2 separate regions of the Mus musculus genome follow, and region 1 is linked to region 2. The links are chromatin loops, found by intact Hi-C in ENCODE. Cell type or tissue: left cerebral cortex. All regions are shown on one strand.

The links. A loop is a pair of places that touch in the nucleus more often than their neighbours do. Peaks named below come from ENCODE experiments on the same cell type or tissue, not always from the same donor. Only the 100,000 strongest peaks of a DNase experiment are listed, where the experiment ranks them.
Region 1: it touches region 2 in a loop (2.4-fold over the local background); 3 of 42 quality-filtered maps call a loop at or near these places.

What each region holds. Positions count from the first base shown.
Region 1 is chr13:103,767,198-103,775,197 of GRCm38, forward strand. It overlaps Srek1 (splicing regulatory glutamine/lysine-rich protein 1), which reads right to left and starts at 7,411. Exons shown (of 12, transcript NM_001361085.1): 1 at 7,102-7,411; 2 at 2,120-2,253. The coding sequence starts at 7,262. It overlaps Gm52054 (a long non-coding RNA gene), which reads left to right and starts at 7,420. Exons shown (of 4, transcript XR_003950659.1): 1 at 7,420-7,839. In left cerebral cortex, CTCF peaks have their summits at 4,561 (motif pointing right) and 5,940; DNase peaks (open chromatin) are centred at 7,056 and 7,355; H3K4me3 peaks cover 2,920 bases; H3K27ac peaks cover 1,732 bases.
Region 2 is chr13:104,104,693-104,112,692 of GRCm38, forward strand. Nln (neurolysin (metallopeptidase M3 family)) reads right to left here and starts at 4,922. Exons shown (of 13, transcript NM_029447.2): 1 at 4,724-4,922. The coding sequence starts at 4,764. Sgtb (small glutamine-rich tetratricopeptide repeat (TPR)-containing, beta) reads left to right here and starts at 5,049. Exons shown (of 11, transcript NM_144838.2): 1 at 5,049-5,277; 2 at 6,378-6,497. The coding sequence starts at 6,398. In left cerebral cortex, no CTCF peak of the experiment used is centred here; DNase peaks (open chromatin) are centred at 4,251, 4,898, 5,040, 5,401 and 4 more places; H3K4me3 peaks cover 4,278 bases; H3K27ac peaks cover 3,381 bases.

The sequences.
Region 1 (8,000 bases), 340 kb before region 2:
TCTGAAATGCACGTAACAACAAGAAGGTCATATTTAGACAAGTATAATGAAGGTATATTTTATTCAAAACGGCACACTTTATTAACAGTAGTCCCTGTTTAATGGGTATCAATACCACTTTTCCACTCTTTTCTCACATTACTGTCTGAACTAAAAAATAGCAAACTAAAAGAAATTAAAAACTTTGGTAAAATGTTTTCTGTGGCCTTTCCTGTTTACACCAGTGCTGCTTCTGTGGTGCTGAAGCAAGCACAGTCAACTGTCACAGTCAACTGTCCAGGGCAGCATCCACAGCCCCGTGCAGCTCTCAGAGCGTCCTGCACTGCAGACTGCCTTCGTCTGCTTCTCTCACTCTGCTCTTTTCTGCTTGTTTAATGTAACAATGCATTACTTTGCTGGATGCATAATCAGACTTAGCAGCTCTAAAAGTCATCAGCTATATCTGAAAAAAAAGTTTAAAAATTGTATCTTATTAAGGTACCTTAAGATACTTTATTAAGGTACAGATTAAAAAATGCAGTAAATTTTTAGATTTGCATGTCCAAAAAATAGTAAAGTTTTCTTGAAAAATAGTAGCATTAAAAATGCTTAAAGTTATAGCTGACTGTTTTAATCAGCCAAGTAAAACAAACTACACTAAAGCCCCCCATATCCCATAACCGTGCAAGTTTCTTATACATCATCTCTCTGACTGCATGGGATTACAGCAAGGTTCCAACAATAACTTAACATTTTTCCTTCCAAGTCAGTAAGGACAGAAGCCTACACTATACACTTTTCTGCTATTTCCAGTTTAGGGTTTTTCCTGGGCACTTTCATAGCATGGAACTCTGTAGAATTAAAACTTCTTCCTCTCTCACCTTACTCCCCAACTCGGGGCTCACGGTGCTCTTAAGACCAGAATCTATTGGCAAATCGTTTCCTTTTCAGCACGTTTGTCTTCCCTGTCTACTCTACCCCGCAAACACAAGAAATATGCTGTCCAATTCATCTGGGGGAGAAAAAAGAAACCAGAACTTCCTGTTCTGGGATTTCAAAATTAACATTCTGGGAGGAGCTTTATTTTATAATGCTCCTAATATTCCAAAACAGGCATTCTGAAACAAGCATAAAACTCCCAAAGTACAGCAAAATCCAGATGAGCTCATGATTTTAATGTAAACCTAGTAACTACAACAAGTTTTAAAAATCACATATAAAAAGTCCATTAAATTTTTTCTACCATACTTTTATGCTACAAAATAGTTACTATCATCTAGCAAAAAAAAAAAAAAAAAAAATTAAAATGTATGTATAAGCCAGTCAGTACTCTAAGTTAACTGTACATTAAAATTGTCAAAATCAACAGCCAATTATATATGAATGTTTCTGGAAAAACATAAAATTTTTAATAATAATTAGCTCTTACAGCAAGGCAAGACGTAAAATTTAACAAGTAACCAGAAGACTTTGGGCTTTGCTCCCATCTCTGATCTCACTCTCCGATGGAGGCTTTAAAAACTGCTTTCCAGTTACCCTATCCAGTAAGCCAATCGAAGAAAAAAGTTTTAGGTGTATAACAAAAATAACACTGAATATGAAATAATAGTCTCGTAACAATTGAGAGAAACTACCTTAAGAGGATATTTGAAAGAACAAACTGAGTATTTTTCAAATGAATATAAAATATCACAACCCCAATTTGACTGAGTATACATATTATACTTTACTTGGAAAATTCTTAACTCTGTCCTCATGAGTATATGCTTACATATACAGTTAAAATATTTTTTCATACCAACTTAAGCTTTTAAATTCTAAAAAGCTCTTTTTTACAATCTGTGAACTGGCTACAGAAAAGCCAAAGCAAACTATAGTAGGCAAATATTTGATAAATTTTCTAAATGTTCAGTTGCAAAATCTCAAATATCCAAAAATAATAAACTAAGCACTTCAGTACAATTTTCCACAGGTGTTTTTTTCTTTAAATTTCATTCTCGTTTTCACACACACCAATATGAGTGTGCACAGACAGACTCACACATAGAGTACTGGCCAATTTCCAGGAAAGCTAAAGGCTATAGTAACAGACAGGACAGATATTAAAACAATAAGAAAAAAAAAACCATAAGATACCAACCTTCTGCACAAGGAACTACTATCAGAGCTCTGTCAATAAAAACCGTGTTAGTTAGATGCTGGGCCACACCAACACTTGATGGGTCACGAAACTTAATATAACATACTTTGGAGGAAAAAGCAAGAGGTGTATTGCTGCAAGATAAAAAGAAAACAAATGGATTAATAAACATTTGCATGGTTTTATAATTTTCATTTGAAATTTCTTTCTTTCATCAGACAGATAATTTTTGTTGCTAAATATGACTAACACATGAAATTTTAACACTGACTAGTCTGACAAAAACAGAGGTCACTCTAGGGGTGCCAACAAATCAGTCAACCCTTGATAACATGTTATCAGTCAAAATCCCTTAACAGAAGTCGCCATCCTCAAGACTTCAAATTGTAGCCTCTCTCGCCCCTAACTGATCGCCAACATTTATATTACTAAAGCTGTGGTAAACCCATAACTAGTGTAGCATGGGAGGCCCTGGGTTCAATGCCACCAAGCTAAAAACAACAACAACAAAAAAAACAACAAAAAAAAAATAATGAAAACATCATATTAATCATATAATTAGATAATATGGAACCAAACAAGGGGTTTTTGCATGGCTTCAGGCTAGCAAAAACAAAAAGGTTTTACAAACAAAATATTATGTAATTTATTTTGCAAAATAGTAGACACTCTAGTCTAACTCATTATCTATGCTATTTCTCATTAAGTCACTGAGTAACTGTTTAACTAGTAATTTCAAAGTCACGTTTTTAAAAAGACTTTATTTTTAAGTGTAGATATATACATGTGAATGCTAGTGACCAATAAGTCCAGAAGGTATCAGGTCCCCTGGAACTGGAGTTATGAGGAGTTGCCCAAAGTGGGTGCTGGGAACCTAACAGTAGTGCGCATACTCTAACTACTGAGCAACCTTTGACATAGTCCCTCATGTTGTGGTGACTCTCAACCATAAAGTTATTTTGTTGCTTCTTGGCAACTGTAATTTTGCTGTTTGAATCTTAATGTAAATATCTGTGTTTTCCAATGGTGAGCTCTGTGAAAGGGTCACTTGATCTCCAAAGAGGTTGTGGCCCCCAGCTGAGATTACCTGCTTCAGAAGATCATAGTACAAAACATGGACAAATAGTTTTATGTATGCAATTATTGACTACCACAGCATTTACCTAAGGCCTCCAAAAGTACTTTGGATGGCACAAATCTCCAAGTCTTTCTTAGGAAGCACTGACATAGCCTGCAGACCTACCAATCACTGCTGATGATCAACATTTCCAAATGCATCTTGCTTAAACACATTTATTTGTAATTAAAACTTTTAAAGATAACCAACATATGTCAGAATTTCAAAAACACTCAACACAGCACATGTCTAAATATTACTTTAAAGCACAGCAATATGAAAAGTGCTTATTACAGATTAAGTTAAAAAAGTTTATAATCACAGTGTATGACTCCTTTGATTATACTGTATTATAATAGGCACATATAGAGGACCAGAAGAAAAAACATGCTAATGAAAGGAGTTTGGTGGAGTGATGTTAAGATCACAGACTTTCTTGTTCTCCATTCTATAAAGAATGGCTGCCATAGTTAAGTAGCCCAAGAAGGCTCTGGTAAGTTGAAAGCTTGTTCCTTGGCTACTGTTGTTTCTGAGGTTATCCAGCTGAATGCACTGGTAGGGGGTGGGGCAGGCTACAGCACCAGTGTGTACCTTGGTGGAGATTTTATCTTGTTCCTGGCTCCTTCCTGGGGTCTATTTCCTAACCACCTTATTTCTGCTTGGCCATAGGCTAACAATCAGAACCAGCTAACACATTATGAAGCCTTTAAAATCATGAGCCAAAGAACTCCCTGTCTGATGAGCTTAGGTGTTTGCCATGGCAACAAAATATAACAGACACAGCATATGTAATTTCTTAAAGTTAACTAAGTTACTTTAAGTAACTAAGTTACTTAAGTAAACAGACTTTTACTTTGGTTCTTGGAACTTCAAAAACCAGAAAAGTAGAACCCAGGGCAAGCAAGAAAAACTGCACAGGTGAAAATCTCCCTGGTGTTAGAAATCAAAGTAGAATTCCCCTTGGGGAGGTTAGTCAGCTGCAGGCAGGCACAGGGGAGCATGGAGTGTGCAGATGCTCCCCAGCTGTGCTGCTTGCTACACTACCATGTGTAAAGCTCTAAGAATTCATTCATCGCCACACCAGGTTCATTTTTCTGTATAAAAATTACATTACAATGATAAGTTTACTGAAAAAAGCAATTTGTATAAATAGGTATTCAGGAACTATGAAATTCAATTATTGTGCAAAAAGTAATTCTGGATATATAATTATCTGGCAACAGGAAAAAATGTCAAGTAATTCTTACTATGTTAAATGAATGCCTACATACATCCGTTTTTACATTCTATATTATCTGTGCAAGTGTATGCACAGGTGTACCTGTAGAGGGAGGTCAGAAGACAACTTTCAGCAACTGAATTCTGCTTTCACAGTGGGTTCTAGGACTGAACTCGTGTTATCAGCCTGGACCCATATTACTGGCCAGTTTACATTAATGTTTAATGTTTAAAAATTAAAATGAACCCCCCCCCTCCCTGATCTGTAGGATCCTGGCACTCACATAAAAGCAGGGTATAGTATGTGGCTGAGACACCAGCACTCCAGGTAGATCCCCAGTGAGTGCTAAGCCGGTCTGCTGGCACTTCAGATCAGAGAAAGACGCTCAAAAAATAAAGTGAAGAGCAAAAAAGGAAGATACCTGATGGGACCTATTTTCACATTTCACTAAAGAAATGTATCTCTAATTTTAAATCAAACAACTGTTCGACTTCTAAAAAGTAATCACAAAGCAATGTTTATATGATAATTAAAACAACTATCATTATCTTTGACAAAAGTACTACTGACTGAATTTTTATATATACTTCAGCCCCAAACTACAAGTATATCTTTAAGGACCAGCTAGCATAACTGCACTACGGAGAGGAAAACCTGCTAATAAAGTTTATCACTACAAAATCAGAGTGAGGCTCTACTCCTAAACTTAGGAAAACTAGGGAAGAGTTGAGTTTTTGTCTGGCAACAATTATTGCCAAAGGAATAATTGTGACATACTATTTTAAACAACAGAGCTTTTTAACCCCTTTGATCCTTAAACCCCAAATAATAATTTTTTTTTCATGCAGGGAGGAAATTGGGTTTATTCAAGACCATCCCTGAAGAAGACAAGGGAGGCTCTTTAAGATGCACCTTCCCAAATGCCAGTTAATACCCGGCAGTGTGTTACCCTCATTCAAACGGCATTCCATTGGGAGTGAAGAACATTCTCTAATATATTTCTTCAGACCCTCTAATGCCCCAAAGTTAATTTACAAGAGTTCATGGGCAGAACATTTTACTGACTGGCTTGATACAGCCCTCCCTCCTACGAACCCGAGAACGTAAGCTGATGGCTGAAAGCATCTTTAAATGTTAAGAGATACTACAAATGTTAGTGCCATGGTTACAGCAGACCTTATGTTCATGCACTTATGCAGGATTCTTGTCGAAAACATATTGTGCTTGAATCTCAGACTATCTGTCATTCTTCTAACCTGCATCACAAAATGTCAACATCATTAGATTCTTAAGTGAGGAAGGGGCCTTTTCTAGACTGGAGATAACCAAGTATCATGGTATTCTCCGAACACATACAAGATAAAAGGGGGAGGGGAGCACTATTAAAACATTGAATATCTTCCTCTTTTCTTATCTTTTGTTTTGTTTTTTGAGACAGTTTCTCTCACCCAGAAAGCACTGGCCACCAGGGTGGGCTTGAACTCAAGAGATCCCTGGCTCTGCCTTCTAGAGTGCTGGGATTAAGGCGCCTGGCAACGCGCCCAGCTAGAATAAATGAAAATTTAATAATCACCTGCACCAAGTGAAAAGAATACTGATAGGCAGTCACTGTTTTATTTCAACTTTTTTGAATGCATAACATTAAATAGTCACATCCGTAAGAAATCAATTTGTAGCCATTCTGCTACTTACAGAGAGTAGAGAGATATATTGTTCTGTGTGCATGACTATGAAATAAGCCAAAATCTTTTCCCAAAAAAATCGTGGACAACTTTTCCTTCAAATAATTTTAGCATAAAGAACAAAATACCGTGGCCCTTAGTATTTTCTTAAAGTTTATGAGTGTGAGAATGTTACGAACGGTAAAACCATTACAAGTTATCCGATTAGTGAATACTGCATAAGGGAAATTTACCACTTCAAGTACACTGCCTAAGAAGCGAGCGCTGGATTTTAAACACATGTACACAGTAGTGATAATTCTGCACCGATTTATACTTTTTGAAACGTCTGAGCCAGCGTGACCTTCTTGGAGAAGGAAAATTCAGGCTGTTGCCAAAAGGAGAGATTGACGTGATCTTTAAGATCGTGAATATGGGCTCGGTTAGAAAAACCAAAACGATGGTAAATGTCTAAGATCACCCCGGAGAACAAAAACAGCCCCGATTCCATGTTGTCATCCGCTCGCTCCCTCAGCAGCGCTAGCAGCCTGACATTAAGACCTAGAGGTCCGGGCGTTGGCGTTGCTGGCGTTCTCCACGATTCTCCCAGTGCAAAAAAAAAAAAAAAAAAAAGAAACGTTATAGGCATTTGCCATGAGGACTGTCGCCGGCCCACCTGCGGCCATCTTAAGTTCGGGGGAAACCAAAGGCCCGGGGCACCCAACTCGAAGGCCGGGCATCAACCACAGTCCCGGAGGCTCGAGAGAGGAAGGCACCCCTAAGTCCTCTGCAGGAACCCCGCGTGGAGCTCAATTAACAAAACCTCACCGCGGAGAGGCCCCGCGGCCGGCCGGGTGCCCTCATCAAACATGGCCGCCTAGGGAAGCGCGCCGTCACGTGACGCCCGCGCTCGCCCCGTGCCTCCCTCGGCGCCCGAGGTCTGGATGGCGGCGCGCCCCTCCCCCCGCCGGGCTCCAGCACTCACTCTGGGGGGTAGAGCCGTAGCTCCTCGATTTCTCCTAGGAAGGAAAAGAGCGTCCTCATCTGCTCGCTGGTCACCGCCGACGAGAGGTTCGTCACCTGAATCACCGTCGTAGGGAAGAGGCCGAAGCCTAAGCCCAAGCCGAAGCCGCCGCCGCTGTTCATCCCGGCCTCGCTGCTGCTGCCTTCCCGCTCCCCAACGTCCACGACGCGTCAGCGACGGAGCCTGGGAAGCAGAGGCGCGCGGCCGCGAGCGCGCTCCCGAGAGCTAATCCTCCGCGCCCGGGCACGTCTAGCCGCCCATCGCGCAACTCTCCTGCTCCGGGGGCTGCGCGCGCCGGCCGGAAGCGTCGCCCTGGCAACGCGGCGGCTCCCCGCGGGTCCTGGCGGCCGCAGCCCTGGGGTCAGGTCGCCGGGACTGTTGCTAGGCGTCACTAGGTCTTCAGAGAGGTTTACCTGCTGCTGCAGTGAGGGTTGCGGAGGTTGTGCCTACAAACTCCATCACTTCTCGATGCTTCTGTCAGTTAAGCAGCTCGGCTCTTTCTCCACATCAGGCGGAGGAACCCAGAGGCCTGGGCTGCAGTGGTAAAGGGACAATGACATCTGGACATTATACATTAATACCTGACCAAACAATAGCTTCATTATTAAATACAGGCTGCAACCCCGCTTAACCTATTTTCAAAATTGGCAGGCACCCTGATTATGAGAATTCTTGGAAATTTTCACACCAATTATGGAGGTTAGGGTAAATGAGTGAATGAAAGGCTTTGCTGTCAATTTATAACATGCAATTTATTTACTAGCGGGCCCTAATATCTATACTTTTAGACAAAGGCAGGTAAAAGACACAAACTGTCTACATGCAACTTGCACCTTAATACTGCGCAATCATTTTCAACC
Region 2 (8,000 bases):
TAGTTAAAAGGGAACTTGGTTGGGGTACAATTGAATTGATACGCAAGTAAAAGTCTGGGATTTGGTGTGCAAGAACTGATCTATATGGAGATCTCGGGAGAGCTGTCTTGAGCAGAACACAAGACTGTCAACTTATACCCCACCTCGTTAACTTTGAGTCCTTTCTTCTACTGCTCCCATATACCCTTTCCTCAGAACCCCTCTCCAAGCCAAGACTGGTCCTTAGCAGCAATGGATCAAGCTCGGCTTCTCGTGCATGACAAGCACTTTACTTTCTAAGCCAACTCCCCAGCCTGTAAATGCTTCTTTTAGGAAAGGCTGTGCTAAGGACCAAAGTCCTGAAAGTTATGTGTGACCTTTGATTTACAAAATTCTATTTCTAAGAGCTTACACTAAGAAATTAAAGGTTTGAGAAAGACTTACTAAGAACATTTAAGCTTGGTAGTGCGTAAAAGTAATCCTAGCACTACAGTAGAGAAAGAAACAGTAGGATGCAAACAGGAGGGTGCTAAATGTTAAGTTTCAGGTCATCCTAGGCTACAGAGATAATTCAAGGCCAGATTATATATTGAGATCCTATCTGTCTGTCTGTCTCTTTCTCTCTCTGTCACACACACACACACACACACACACACACACACACGAAGGAAGGACAGGTCATGTATCAAAGTGGACATAGCACAGTGTTAAGAGCTAGCCTGACAGCAACTACAATCTATAATCTAATCTCCAGGTTCCTGGTCTGTTTATTCATAAGAAATACAACTGATGCTCTCATCAACCACCCTACCTGCGAAGCTGTCTGGGAACAACATACAGCTGCTCTGCCAATAGGAAAGAAAACATATACCCTACCTCTGTAAAACAAACAAACAAAAAGACCTGGCCCAGATATGCCCAAATACCAGAGTAAACAGGAAAAAGACAACAGAAGCCTCACATGTTACTTACTATCAACTTTTTGGGGAGGGTAGCATTTGAAACAACAGATTCTATATTAGTCATTTAAGCTCAAAGTTAAGGACTACTTCTGTATATGATGACTGTCCTAGTCACTGCTGGATTGCTGTGAAGAGACACCAAGACCAAGACAACTTTAATTGGGGGCTTTCTTACAGTTTCAGAGGCTTAGTCCATTATCATCGTGGTGGTAGCCAGGTGTAGTGTTGAGATCTAACCTGATCCAGAGAGAGGGGGAGGGTAGAAGAGAGGCTGACTGGCATGGACTTCTGAAACCTCAAAGCCAACCCCCAGCAATACATTTCCTTCTACCAGACCACACCTATTCCAACAAGGCAGCCCTTCCTAATCCTTCTCAAATAGTATTCAAATACGAGCCTATGGGGGCCAGTCCCATTCAAACCACCACAGTGACTATTATCTACGTCTTCAAGTGACATACGAGTTAATATACTTACAGTAGATTACTAATACTAACCACTCCTTTCTACGCGCCGCCCCCCCCCCCCCCCGTTTCTTCGAGGCGGGTTTTACTCTGAGACCCAGGATAGCCTGGAACTCATAATCTTCCTCCCTCAAGCTATCACATGCTGAGATAGCAGGCACATACCACCATACCTGGCATATTACTAACTTCTAAGAAGATAACAATTTTGAGGCTTTTTATATATTTATTTCTTTGCATGCATGAATGAAGAGTCAGTCAATGCTGAGTATATAAGCAGTTTTCCACACTTGGAAGGCAAACAATAAGGCCACAGGTTTGTAGAGTGGACCCTGAGACCAGGTCAGGGAAAACATGAGGTGCAGAATGTTCCAGAATACTGAAGCTTATAATACGATTTTTGCTTCATAGATCTTTGTGGCGATAATGAAACCAATGGTGTATAAAACTGTTGCCATCTTTGCACTTAAAACTATTACTAACATTGGTAGACAAATTCAAGGCCTCACACTCCTGCTAAAAAGAATCTCAGTTGTATTTTAGGATACTCTTGCACTAACTACTGTTTATTAAGCCTCAACTCTTCACTGTGGACGTACGGCCAGACACATACACCTCTGAACAATGGTGTTCCAGTGGAACTGACTGCACAAATCACAGCATCTGTCAAAGTGAATGAACTGTGAGCCAAAAAACACCTTTTCTCCTCCCTTTCTTTTCATTGAATACCTTTTTTTTTTTAAGAAATTAACAAATTTGTTTGATACTGGGTCTTACCACATACGCTGAGCTGGCCTTCAACTCTTGATCCTATTGTCCATGTCTTCAACGCTGAGATTACAGGAGTGTGTTGCTATACTTGATTATAATACTATTTTTAATGACAAACAAATCAGAATTATTCTGTTTGTCCATCCAGTTATAGTCTATGGGTTCAATTCCAGCACAACAAGAATTGTGGGTTTAGAATGCCAGTAGGTGTGTGAGGTGGATCATACTTGTTATCGCAGCAACTGGGAGGCTAAGACATGAGGACTGTGAATTCAAGGCCAGCCTGGGCTTTATAGAGCAAGACCCTGTCTCAAAAACAAAACAAAACAAACAAAATAACAAGCAAGCAAACAAGCAAAGCTATCCCCATTGAAGTAATCAAGTGAGACTGTCACTTCAAGGAAAAATACAAGGATGTAGTCACTAATAAAATTCCAGGCTTCCAATGAAAACTAGAATGTTGGAGAATAGGATCTACTACAGTGAGCACTTGAAGACTTCTAATAAAAATGGATGGTAACCCTGAGGAATGTAACATTAGACAGTATGTAATAAAATAGGTCAACATCAGAAAAACTCCATAGCACAGCCACTTATTCCCAAATGAACTGTGACTGGAGTTTCAAAATTATGCAGAGTACCCTCCCAATTTAAAGATACACCAAGTGAACTTAGCATAGCAGCATAAGTAGAGTCAGTGGTACACGCCCCGAACTCTACTCTGCAGCTCACCCTTAAAAAACCAAGCACTGACCATGGTTACTTTAGAAAGCTATTAAAATATTCTTCTCTTGGGCTGGAGAGATGGCTCAGTGGTTAAGAGCACTCACTGCTCTTCCAGAGGTCCTGAGTTCAATTCCCAGCAACCACATGATGGTTCACAACCATCTGTAGCGGGATCTGATGCCCTCTTCTGGTGTGTCTGAAGACAGCTACAGTATACTCATATAAATAAAATAAATAAAGCTTAAAAAAATTCTTCTCTTTCTACCTATATATGAATGTGAAGTAAGGTTTTCCTTCTTAAATCAAAATAAAATGGAGAAACAGCTTAAATGTACAGGTATGTGTAGTAATCAAGCCATTTTGTATTAAGTCACTCCAGCATCCACTGACAAGATAAATGGAAAAATACGCATATATTTATTACTACTTGATAAACATTAATCTTTATGAATGTCCCAGTTTTTTTTTTAAAGATTTATTTATTTATTATTATATGTAAGTACACTGTAGCTGTCCTCAGACACTCCAGAAGAGGGAGTCAGATCTCGTTAAGGATGGTTGTGAGCCACCATGTGGTTGCTGGGATTTGAACTCTGGACCTTCGGAAGAGCAGTCGGGTGCTCTTACCCACTGAGCCATCTCTCCAGCCCGAATGTCCCAGTTTTAATTGTATATGGTTAACTATCGGTAGATATAATCGACAACAACAAAATTAATGTTCCTAGGTTTTCAGCAATTTTTAAAGGTAAAGGGGTCTTAATATTAAAAAGTTAGAAAAGAGAGCTAGCAGCGTTATAATGGAAATTTATTCTCTCTTCTTGCTTTCCATTAAATGGAAAAAAGAACTTCATTTGACAGCTTTACCACTTCCAGCCTGGAGACCAGAAAACAACAAACCTTGCTCAAATAATGGTCACAGTCATCAGGTGAACTCTGAAGAATCACTATTGTCCCCTGGGTGCACAAGGGCTAAGGAACACAGTGATCCACGCAGATGAGTGGCAAAGCACAATAGAAAATGACGAAAAGCAGAAATGCTGATGGTTGAAATAGTTGTGTGCACATCTACAAACCCCACAAAGTTCTTTTTTCCCCGTTGAACTTTCACATGAAATTTCAGTGTAAGGCAGATTTGGCAATGGGAGGTGGTGGCGGCTTTGTTCCCGAAAACCCGGCATATCCGTGCAAAGAATTTAATTCTCTCACCATTTTGCTACTGGTCTGTTGCAGAGGGGTGTGGTTAGAGCGCTAGGAAGCAATTCAAACCGTGTCCAAGCAACAATTCTGGACCAAGTCAATTTGCCAGGTTAAGAGATCGAATGTTTTAAGGAAGGAGGGATATAAAAATGAAGTTAGAAAGCAAGGACGGAAATAAGTATGAAAACCAAAGCGGTCTCGGGTGTATATTAAACGCCTGGACCGCTAACAAGTGCATGAGGTGCGTACGAAAATGCTTGCTTTCTGGAGTCCACAGCTGCGGCACTCTCTGTATCAGGTCCGCAGGTCTGAAGGGCGCGTCGGTCTATCCTTCCGTATTTATTTTGGGTTGGGTCTGTGAACCCAACAATTCTCACAGACTGCGGCTGAAGCAATCCCAAACAAAGGGGAAAGGACGGCCTCCTGGGGGAAGCGGCAAGGGAAAGGTGGCCCCAGGTTGCTGCACCAGGTGTCCCTACAGAGTCCATCAAGCAGGCAGAGGGAAAGAACAGTCCCAGAGGCATCCTGGGTGGGTGTAGTAGGGCTGCACCAGGCCCCACGGCTGTCGTCGACAGACGACCCCACCCTTGCCCACGGTCAAGGTTAACCCGCCCACTAGAGTACCTGTGGAGGCCTCGCAGAGCCGAAAGGCACAGGGTGATCATGGGCAGGCCGGGAGGCCGGCAGCAGCTGGCGCGTGGTCCTCCGGCTTGGTAGGTGCAGGAGGCGGGCGGTGGAGTCTGCGAGCCCGGAAGCCGAGAGCGGGCAGAGCGGAGCAGACCAGATCTCGAGACTGAGGCCGCTAGCCAGCGCCCTCCCACGTGCTGCAGGCCCACGCCTACGCCGTGGCCCCGCCCCTAGCCCCGCCCCGCATCCGGCTCCGTCCCCGCCCCGAGTCCATCGCCCCGCCCCTCTCTCTGCCCCGCCTCCACCCCACCCCTCCGTGCCCTGCTCCGCCCCTGGGGCGGATCCAGCAAGCACTGTCGTCCGAGAGCCTTGCGAGCAGCCGGGTGGGCTGAGGGGGCGGCGGCGGCGGCAGCATTGGAGCGGGGGAAGTTTGGGAGCCGTGGCCCCCTCTGCGATCCAGAACACCGCTCAAGCCCCGAGGACCGCGGGGACAGGCGGACCCGCTTCCCGACGCCCCCGGGCCCGCAGCCGTCATCTCGTGTCCTCTCGTGGTAAGGGGCTTCTCTCTGGAAAGGGTGCGTCTCCCGCAGCCCCAGATGGAGGCCTGCACCGCGCACCCCCTGCAAACACTGTCTGGGCTGAGGCAAAGCCGGGGTACAACGGGGAGGGAACCATGGGGGTGGGAGGTGGATGTGATTGGAGATGTAGGAGGGGAAGCTTGGAGGAGGTTGGACAGCTCTCCCCACCCCCATTCTGTTTCCCTCTTCTGCCCCGGGTCCTTAGTCAGAGAGTGAAATAACCTCTCTGGCCTAGGGAGTAGATTCGCCTTTAAAAGAAGTACAAAGCTAATAAACATCCTAGAAGCGGGTACCACACCCTGGCTGTGAATTAGGGATCCCGGGGAGCAGATTGCTGATACGATTTAGTGGAAATAAGCCATTAATGCCACCTGGCCCTGCGCCACTGTTTGGATGCATAGTATTCCATGTGAATGAACGCGGCCAGGAGCTTCCAGCTTGTCCACGAGAGCACAGCTACTGCAGGCAGGGGCAGATCGGTTTGTACTATCTATCGGGTTAGACGGTGATTTCTGACCAGTGTACTGATTAAATAGAAACGCCGGGTTTTAACAATAACACTCAATGGTTGAATAACCTTTCCACAGAGCCTTGTCGTCAGCAAGTGACTCTTAACCTACAAAAGTAGTAGAGTATAAATGATTAATACATTAAAAAAAATCTCTTGGAATAAAGGAAGATGCTCTCACTATGGCTCACATTCTGAGTCAGCAGTACGAGATCTCCCTCAACTTAGAAGCGAGGCCTTTCAAGGGTGATTCTCCATATGTCTGCACTCCTATACTTTCTTGTATCTGTATCATATATGCTGTTAAGACACGGTGAGCTCTAGGCGTTGCTACACATGTTTTGAAAATCTGTCTTTGTTATTTTTATTTTTTTACTGATGCAAGCTTTAACATAGTTGAATAGTGCTGGGTCTGAATGAGCATGTGGAATACATGACTATAACCACTTGTGCTTTCTGGACCCTTTAAAGAGAGAAAAGTAATCAAGGTAATGAATATTTTTGCTTTTATTGCTTTGAACTTGGTGGATGACCCTTGTTATTTTCTTCTTCTTTTTTAATCAAGGAGATATTTAAGCGTCTAAAATGTCATCTGTGAAGCCCCTAGTTTATGCAGTTATTCGTTTCTTGCGGGAACAAAGTCAGATGGATGCATATACTTCTGATGAACAAGAAAGTTTGGAAGGTAGGCACCTATTGTTTGTGTCCTAATTTTGTAAAGAAATACTAAAATAGCTACAATCCAAAGCTTATGGTTTTTAATAACAAAATCAGAATATTTTGTTGAGAGGCTTAACTAGATATGTTATTTCCATTTTTTGAGGTTTGTTTTAACTAATAGGAAATAGGACTATTTGTCTACTGAAAAATTACTGTCAGAAGTATGTCATTCATATTTTAGGGAAGTTTTTCATCATGGGAACATTATCCCCAATGAACAGACTAGGAAATTAGATTGTTTAAGCAGCAGAACGGCTACCATGTAACAAAGCTGATGTTTACATTCAAATCTATACTTCAAAGATTTCCCCCTATTTTCCTAATAGCAAAGAATCTCATTCTGAACATACGAAAATACCTTAGTCATGGCAATAGCACCGTGTTAAAAACAAAACAACTCAGTAATTAATTAGTACTGTTACCGAACTCTAGCAAACGGTGCTTTGGAGGATGAGAGAATTTCGCCCTTGTTTTCCGTGAGCTTTAAATCTTGGATTCAGTAAAGCTAAGCAGGACTGGAGGAGCACCATGGCATTTCCTTGACGCCATCACTTCATGTTTATGCATTATAAAATTTTAACTCGGTATAGCCATAAGAAGGCAAAACGATATAGACAGGCTGGTGAAAGTTCAGTGAGCCTAGCTTCCTTGTGGTCTGCAGACTTAATTATCACAATGGGAGCACACTGGGGAGAGCTTAATAAATAGCAGGCAGGTTGGAATTCCCTTCTCCGAGCTGCCTCTCCTATAGAGGGGATCATCTATTAATTCTGTATACTTCCTTTGTCGACATGCTTTAAGTTAGATGTACATCAAAGTTGGGTATTTGTTCCTCTGGTGAGATGATGTCTTTCCAGGCGACAATGAGAGGAGGGGGTGAGGCACAGTGGGAGGACATTGCAAATTCGCCCATTTAATATTAAGGTCTTTGTCCTCTCTGATCATCAGACCTCGGGAAAGATAAAGGTAGTTTGGCTATCAAAGGAAAGTCTTGATTGCAGTTGCTCTGTAGCAACAGAGGAAGGCAATCACATAATTAAAAAAAGATATTTCTCTTCTCGTCTAAGGCAGTATGATGTTTTTTTTATGAAGAAGAAAGAAAATCGAGAGTATTTTAAAAACCAAGATGTTATGTCCTATTTTTAGAGTGGCATTCAGCCAAAAATATGTGCCTTCAGCTGTTTGTTATATATGAAGTCAGAAATGGTGCCAATTGTTTGTGACTGACCCCTATTTTTGACTCTGTGAGTCTAATTTAATTGAACATGAAATCATGTGGAGTTGTCTGCCCACCTTCTAGACATTTAAAAAAGCCTTAGGGAAGGATGGGTTGTTGGAGCAGCAGCTTTCCCACTGTGCGGAGCCCCGTTCTACCAGCTTTGCTGTTTGTCCCCAGAGTCCTGATTGTTGTCCTCTCTGACGTCCTCTCTGTTTGTTGTGGTTTCAGCATCCTGTCAGTCACTCTCGT